Regions from separate parts of the Homo sapiens genome. Here region 2 is linked to region 1. The links are chromatin contacts, found by Hi-C or POLR2A ChIA-PET in ENCODE. All regions are on one chromosome and are shown on one strand. Each heading gives the region's core, a stretch centred on a gene start or an enhancer-like site at or near the end of the contact. The rest is flanking DNA. Distances are from core to core; before and after follow the strand shown. Region 1 holds the start of ARHGAP31 (Rho GTPase activating protein 31). Region 2 overlaps GSK3B (glycogen synthase kinase 3 beta).

Region 1 (3,785 bases), core at 211-2,710:
TAATCTAGATGGTGTTTTCTTTCCCCCTTCCCCAACAAATGTTTAAATTGTCTCCGCTGGATTCCCCCATCCCCAACTCCCCCCTACCCCCATCTGACCTTGAAAACAGAGAAGTTTTCCTTTTCTCTACTTACCCTAAACTATTTAAAAATGGAGGCCCTCTGACCTTTTTACAACACTCTTCTTGTCTGACACACCAAATGTTAATCTGAAAGCCAAGAGGAGGGAAAAGGTCTTGCAGGGCGGGGAGGGGGTTGTGGAAAGGGGGTGGAGGTACTATATATTTGGCATCAGCTCAGAAATTCAGAAATGTTTGTGCAACCACTCCCCCAGCCAGGATCCTCCCCCACCCCCCACCCGCAACTGCCTTCTAACACATTAATAAAAAAAGATGTGAGCAGACGAAATTGGAGAGCCCAGGAGGGACAGCTAAGGCGGTCATGATTTTGTACCCAGGCAAGACCACTGATCACCATCCCACATGTCCACCCCTCCTCCCTCCCTTCCAACGTGCCAAGTTTAGGATTGGGACCTCTGCAGCTTCCACCCCCATCCCCTGAGGTGGCCCGGTAAACTTGCGGCAGTACCACCCATTAACAGCTTGTGTGAGGCAAACGGAAGGACTGACACAGCAGCCTCTGCGCGTCGGGACAGCAGCGCTGTGCACCTTAAGAATCGTTTATGTTCTTTAAAAAAAAAAAAGAAAAAAAAGTGCAATGAGCGCACAGGCCTGGAATACATTAACTTGTGAACCGACTCTATCACAACTCGAGAGAGTCCGTCTCTCCCTCAAACAAAAAGAAGGTGGGGGCGGGGGAGAAAGGCCAAGGCACATTACCATCCTGTCCCGAGCTTTCCAGATACTCCGTCAGGTCACAGCCAAACGCGCTGGCGGCTCCCTTTCGTTTCAGCTTCTGCTTAGCACCCTTGTTCTTCATGAGTTAGTCCCAAAGAGGCTGCCCCTCCGTCTCTGCCGCCCCTCTGCTTGGCACCGCTGTAAGATGGGCTCCCGGGCTAGATCACCGGCTGCCCCGCGGCTCTGGGGGGCCGCATCGGAAGATGGAAGAACTTGGGCTGGGGGCCCTGCGCATGGACCCCGCGGGCCGCGGGCCGGCAGAGCCTGAGATCCACCCCGCGCCGCTCCGGGGCCGCCGTGCCGAGGCCGTGCAGACTGGCAGCCGCGGGCCGGCTCGCCTGGGAGTGTCACTTCCTCACTTGGAGTCCTAGGGACTTTCACAGGCTCCTGCGGTGTCTTCGGGTGTTTCTCCTCAGCTTAAGAGGGAGGGCAAGCTCTCCCCACCCCTTACTAAGTGCCCCGGAGACGACGCGGACGCGGGGCGAGGAGACTGCCCAGGGGGCTGCGGTGGGTCCTGCGCCCTGGGCCCGCTGTCTCGCCTTCAGACGACTTTGGTAGAGCGAAAAACAAGCATCCTGTCGCTGCTGCCCGCCCTCACGCCTTCCTTTTTTTCCTGTCTTACAAATCCTAGGATCATCCAGCTCAGGAAATGCTGGAAGGAAGTTAGCTAGGGAGGGGGGCGGTGGGTGGAAATTTTTGGCAGCTCGGTGCTTGTGAGTGTGTGGAGCTAGAGGAAGTAGGTGGGTGGGTTGAGGAGCACGGGGTTGGGGTAGAGAACGCGTTCTCCCGAGAGCAGTTCTGCGACTCCAGAGATAACTGGGCAGCCCCGGAGGAAATCGCGCTCTTCTCGCAGGACCCGCAGCCGCAGCCGCCGCTTCCTGCCCCGCCGAGCCGGCTCTTTGAAGTGGCGGGAGGAGGTGCGCTGGCATTCTGCGGGGACCGTGCTGGTTGGGACTTTCAGAACCCTCTGCCCTGGTTTTATCCTCATTGTCATCGTATCTTTGACACTTTCTATTTCGGTGCCCGCCTGTCTGCTACGCAAATACTTAAAGAGTAATGACAGAGACAAACAGGGGACTCCAGCGGAGAAACCTGACAGGCAGTGGCTTCACGCCGGCCACTCCCATCCCAACCTCCTCTGCAGCGTTCGTGCACCCCCACCTCAGCTCACTCCCCTCCCACTCTGGGGTAAAGATACCCCTGGGCAAAGAGAGGCTGCAGCTTTGTAACCACTGCCCAGGAAATCAGATTTCTGGTTACATATTCAAGACACACACACACACTACTGCAAAGTTTTCTAAATGGAAGTGATTTGGGGGGGACAAACCAGGATTTAAGATGCCTCTGACACATGAAATGTGAAGAAAGCAGTCTCCCAGGTTCTTTCATAATTTGTTTCAAGTTGTTTCAAGAGGGCATGTTTTTTTCTTCTCCAGTTAGATTTTAAATTCTTTAACTTCTGTGTACTCAGCACACAGAAAGCACTCAAATTCTTGTGATTTAACCATTTGAGGATTAGATGAAACTTCCTGTATAAATTCAAATCCATATACAGGCTTGAAGGATAGGGGCATATGTCATACAGCTCAGATTGCTGGCAAAGCTGCATCCGTAGCATTTTAGGTACTGAATCCCTTTACAGTCACTGTCTCTCTATGTAACCTTAACAGTCTATGAACTTTGACCCTTGACATTTTCTCTATGTCAGAGGTCACAACTTGATAGCCACCCTGCCAGATCTGGCCCATAGATGTACTTGGCTGGCAGACACCATGCTTTAACACGTTTTAAAATTAGTAGCTAGCATTAAAAAGTTAAGAGATTTCACATAAAATCTGAATTTCTGGCTTCTCTTGAAAAAATGGAAGATCTAGTTACACCACAAGTGCATTCCCATATGGCAAGGACGGCTGATGCTGAGTTGTGGCAGGCCCCTTGGAGGCACCCTCTTTAGAGAGACGACTCTTGCAGTTTTGCAGACCCCACGGCCTGTCTTCCCCCTTTTGCACCTGCCTGGCCTCTGCTGCCACTTGAGTTTGCAGCCCAACCTCTATGAATTGTCTTTCCTGTTTTTCATTTTCCATCTCTCAGTGACACTGAGAAGCATTTGCCCCAGTCATCTTGGTGAAATGTCTTCAAGTAACCACAGACTCATTTGTCTCCTTCCTCTCCCACCTGCAAGGTAGTCCCGCCCAGACGATGAGCTCTTCACCATGCCTCTCAGCTTGGTTTATTCCTTTCCAGGCCCACTCAGTGAGGACCATCCACTCCTCAATTATTAAAGTAACTCCTAGTGGGATTTGTTGAGTCCAATCTCCTCCACTTCCTCCATCCTATGTATTAAAAGCTTGAGGAGTCATCTTGAAGGATTGCTGTTGTTATATGCCTGCCTGCCTTGCTGAAAACCTTTCAATAGCTCCCCAGTCCTACTTTTAGGGCAGCAATTTCTAAGCATTTTGTAAACTGCTTGGAGAGTATCTGATAAGGTATTTGGTACAATGGCTTGTTCCTCCCTTTATTTATAGAGAAGCAGCTCCATATGGGACTATAATGATCACTATTAGCATTTGCTTAGCAGTTTACTTCAGCAAGGACTTTTGCATTCATTCTTTCATCTGACTTACGTGGATTTCATCATCTTGTCAGCAAAAGAGAGAGGCTGAAAGAGCCCCTTTTCTGAGTGCAAATAATGGAGAAATTGCCAAGCCCTGTTAATTACCTTTTTAAATATTTCAAAACTTCCTTTTAATGTTTCACTTTCAAGTAATTCCAGCTTATAAATAATTTACAGGCCGGGCGCAGTGGTTCACGCCTGTAATCCCAGCACTTTCGGAGGCCGAGGCGGGCAATCACGAGGTCAGGAGATCGAGACCATCATGGCTAACGCGGTGAAACCCCGTCTCTACTAAAAATACAAAAAAATTAGCCG
Region 2 (3,972 bases), core at 1,224-3,723, 640 kb before region 1:
TCAAATTTTAGTACCAACCAGAAATCTCTACCTGGAAGCCTGAGCCGTCAACATTTAGCATGTTAGAATTTACGACTCCCCTTATCCTTGCTATATATCAATTATTAAAATAAGAAACCTGGATGTTATGCTAGACCTTTTTGTTGACTTATTTGAATCTGTTCTTTCTATTTCACTGATAATGCTGCCTTAGTTCAGGCCCACATTATTTCTTATCTAAACTCTTGGTGATTTCTCTTCTTCTAGTACATACCTTTACTTCCTCCCCACCCCTAGCCTAAACAGTATTTTAAAACAGGGATAAATCATAGATTATTCTAAACAATTAGAAGAGACAATATGGGTCATTGTCTTAAGAATTTATTGTCTGGGTTTACCAAAAGCTTTATATGATCAATTAGCATTGGAGATGTTGGAGATGGGAGTTGTGACCATCCCTAATATAACATGGCAGCAGGCAATCCTTCTGATTGTATCACTTCTTCAGTTACCTAAAAGGTAAATTCCAGATTTCTTAGCATGACATACAAGGTCTTTGAACATCTATATCGTGACCTTACTTGACTCATCTCTCCTTTCTCACAGGCTATCTATGTTCTAGCCTTGCCCAAAGTATGTGCAATTGTCAGAATATGTTGTATTATCCCTGTTAATGCAAATACCTTCTGGAATGCTTCTTTCCTACCCTCCACCCCTGCTCTATTTTTGTTGAGTTCTTTTTCATTGTATTGTCTCTGCTCAAAAGTAGCTCCATCTGATATCTCACTATTTTCTCTCCCCCCAGCCCCCCTTTTAGCCCCAAAAGCTTCTCTCTCCTTGGAATATCTTGCACATACCTCTTTCATGACATTTTTCTTGTATTTTAATTATTTTTTTTTTAACTAGATCTTTTTACTAGGTTGTGTAATTCTCAGCAGCATGGTGAGATTTTATTAATTTTGTTTCTTTAATGCTTAGCCCAGTGCCTGAGACAATGTGAAGTTGGCTATGTAGATTTATTGAAAGCCTTCTAGATAGTCGTAGAAAACTGAGAGCTAAAATAGGCTCAGCCCAGATATTAACTTTTGTTTTTTGAAGTATATTAAGATTTATTATAGGTATTACAATAACTATTTCTATAGATTGTGTTATTGTAAAGGAATTATTTTCTTAATTTTACTTTTGGGATATTCATTGCTGAATATCAATATATAATTGTATAGAATTCAAGAGCATTAATTACGTATATGATATAATGCAGCTATCACTGTTATTTTTAAAACATTTTCCGTTTTATCACGAAATGGAATTGGAGTTTATCAGATGCCCTTTTGGTGATAATTGAAATGATCGTGTGGGGTTTTTTCCATCATTTTATTAACATGATATATTACATTGATTTTCTTATGTTGAACCACTGTTGTATTCCTGAGATAAAGGATTATACCCCAATCTTGGTCATGGGGTATAATCCTTTTAATATGCTATTAGATTTCATATTCTAGTATTTTCATGAGGATTTTTGCGTTTATATTTATAAGGGATATTGGTTGGTAATTTTTCTTTTTTGTGATGTGTTTATCTGGCTTTGGTATAGGGTAATGCTTGCCTTGTAGAATGAGGTAAGAAGTGCTCCTTCCTTTTCTATTTTTTTTAGAAGAGTCTTAGAAAGATTATTGTTAATTTCTTCTTTAGTAAACTGGCAGAAGTTACCACTGAAATCATCAGGTCCTGGACTTTACTTTGTTGGGAGGTTTTTTTCTTTATTACTAATTAAATCTCTACTTGTGTGTATGTTTGTTAAGATCGTCTGTTTCATTTTGAGTCAGTTTGATAATCTGTGTATTTGTAGGAATTTGCCCATTTCATCCAGGTTGTCTAATATGTTAACATACGATTATTTGTAGTATGCTGTTTTCATCCTTTTTGTCTCTGTGAGGTTAGTAGTAATGGCCCCACTTTCATTTCTGATTTTAATTCTTTTTCTTTTTATTTGTCAGTCTATCCCTACATCTAAACTCTTTTAAGGGTTTGTCAGTTTTGTTGATTGAAAAGAAAAAAAACTTTTAGTTTTGTTGATTCTGTTTTTTTTCTGTTCTCTGTTTTATTCATCTCTATTCATATATTTCTTATTTCCTTCCTTCTGTTAGCTTTGGGTTCAGTTTCTTCTTTGTAGTTCTCCGGTTGTAGAGTTAGATTAATGATTTGAGATCTTCTTTCTTAATGTAAGCATTTACAGCTGTAAATTTCCTTCTGAGCACTGTCTTTGCTGCATCCCGTAAGTCTTGGTATTATGTCTTAACTATGTAAAAATTTTTCTTGTTTAAGAGTATTATCTTAGTCAGTTTAGTGCTGCTATAAAGGAATACCTGAGGCCAAGTAATTTGTAAAGGAAAGAGGTTTATGTGGCTCACAATTCTGCTAGCTAGAAAGTGAAAGTCTCAGGCTGCCTCCACTTGTGGTGGAAGGTGAAGGGGAGCCAACATATGCAGTGGTTACGTGGCCAGATAGCAGAGAGGTGTCAGGCTCTTTTTACCAACCAGTTGTAGTGGGAGGGAACTCATAGAATGAGAACACATTCATTACCAAGAGGAAGGCACAATTCCATTCATGAGGGATCCACCTCTGTGGTCCAAATACCTTCCATTAGACCCCATCTCCAACACTGAGGATCAAGTTTTACCATGAGGTTTAGGGGGACAAACAGTCCAAACTATAGCAAGTGTGTTGTCTGTTATCTTCTTTAAACCATTGGTTGTCTACAGTGAATTGTTCAATTTCCACACATTTGTGAATTTTCTGGTTTCCCTTCATTACTAATTTTTAGTTTCATTTCATTGTGGTCAGAAAAGATATTTCATATGATTTCAGTCTTTTAAAATTTATTAACATTGTTTTGTGGCCTAATATATGGTCTATCCTGCATAGACCTATGCTCAGGTGCAAAATAATGTGTTCTCTGCTATTTGGGGGTGGCTGTATTCTGTATATGTATGTTGGGTCCAGTTGGTTTTTAGTGTTGTTCAAGTTATCTGTTTCCTTATTGATCTGTCTTGATGTTCTGTTCATTATTGAGAGTGGTATATTGAAGTCTCCAACTATTGTACAGCTGCCCATTTCTCCCTTCTATTCTGTTAGTCTTTGTTTCATGTATTGGGGGCTGTGTTGATTGGTGCATTTGTGTATATAATTGTTATAGCTCCTTGATGACTTGATTTTTTTAATCAACATACGATACCCAAGGCTAGGTGCATTGGCTCACACCTGTAATCCCAGCACTTTGGGAGGCCAAGGCAGGTGGATCACCTGAGGTCAGGAGTTCGAGACCAGCCTGGCCAACATGGCAAAACCCCATCTCTACTAAAAAATACAAAAATTAGCCAGGTATGGTGGTGTGCGCCTGTAATCCCAGCTACTCAGGAGGCCGAGGCAGGAGAATCACTTGAACCTGGGAGGCAGAGGTTGAAGTGAGCTGAGATCCTACCACTGCACTCCAGCCTGGGTGACAGAGCGAGACTTTGTCTCAAAAAAAAAATATATATATATATATATTTTTTATATATATTTATATTTTTATATATATTTATGTTATTTATATATATAACCTGAAGCCTTTTATTTTTTTCTTCTGGACACCGTTCTGGCTAGAGTCTCTAGTACAGAAGAGATAAATGCAGATAAATGCTTACTAGAAGAGATAAATGCAGACATTCTTGTTCTTGCTCCTGATTTTAGTGGCAAAGCATTCAGTCTTTCATCTTCAAGTGTGATGTTAGTCTTGGGTTTTTCATAGATATAGTGTTATCAGTTGAGGAAGTTCTCTTCTATTTCCAGCTTGTTGAAGCATTTTTATGAAAGGGTGTTGGATTTTGGCAAGTGCTTTTTCTCTATTGATTATGTGGTTTTTGTTTTTATTAAAATGGTGTTTTATATAAGTTGATTTTTGAATGTTAAACCTACCTTACATTTCTGAGATTAATCTCACTTGGGTCA

What was found. A loop is a pair of places that touch in the nucleus more often than their neighbours do. ChIA-PET counts read pairs that join two places held with the same protein, here RNA polymerase II (POLR2A). Pooled maps may share reads with other maps.
Region 2: a loop to region 1 is called in a pooled map, with 4 times the contacts of the local background. The contact joins the enhancer-like site here to the promoter of ARHGAP31 in region 1. A Hi-C loop is called at or near these places in 3 of 50 pooled maps. POLR2A ChIA-PET finds 5 or more read pairs at or near these places in 2 of 52 experiments (activated T-cell and activated naive CD4-positive, alpha-beta T cell).

Annotation. Positions count from the first base shown.
Region 1 is chr3:119,292,058-119,295,842 of GRCh38, reverse strand. It overlaps ARHGAP31 (Rho GTPase activating protein 31), which reads right to left and starts at 1,460. Exons shown (of 12, transcript NM_020754.4): 1 at 839-1,460. The coding sequence starts at 938. RefSeq lists a silencer at 1,028-1,147 and an enhancer at 1,988-2,037.
Region 2 is chr3:119,935,897-119,939,868 of GRCh38, reverse strand. All of the region lies in intron 3 of GSK3B (glycogen synthase kinase 3 beta), which reads left to right. Among named protein-coding and RNA genes, the nearest start is that of MIR6529, 150 kb to the left of the region's middle. RefSeq lists an enhancer at 2,289-2,388. Within about 2 kb of position 2,473, at least 2 of the 41 ENCODE cell types and tissues checked have a DNase peak (open chromatin) inside an H3K27ac peak, as active enhancers do.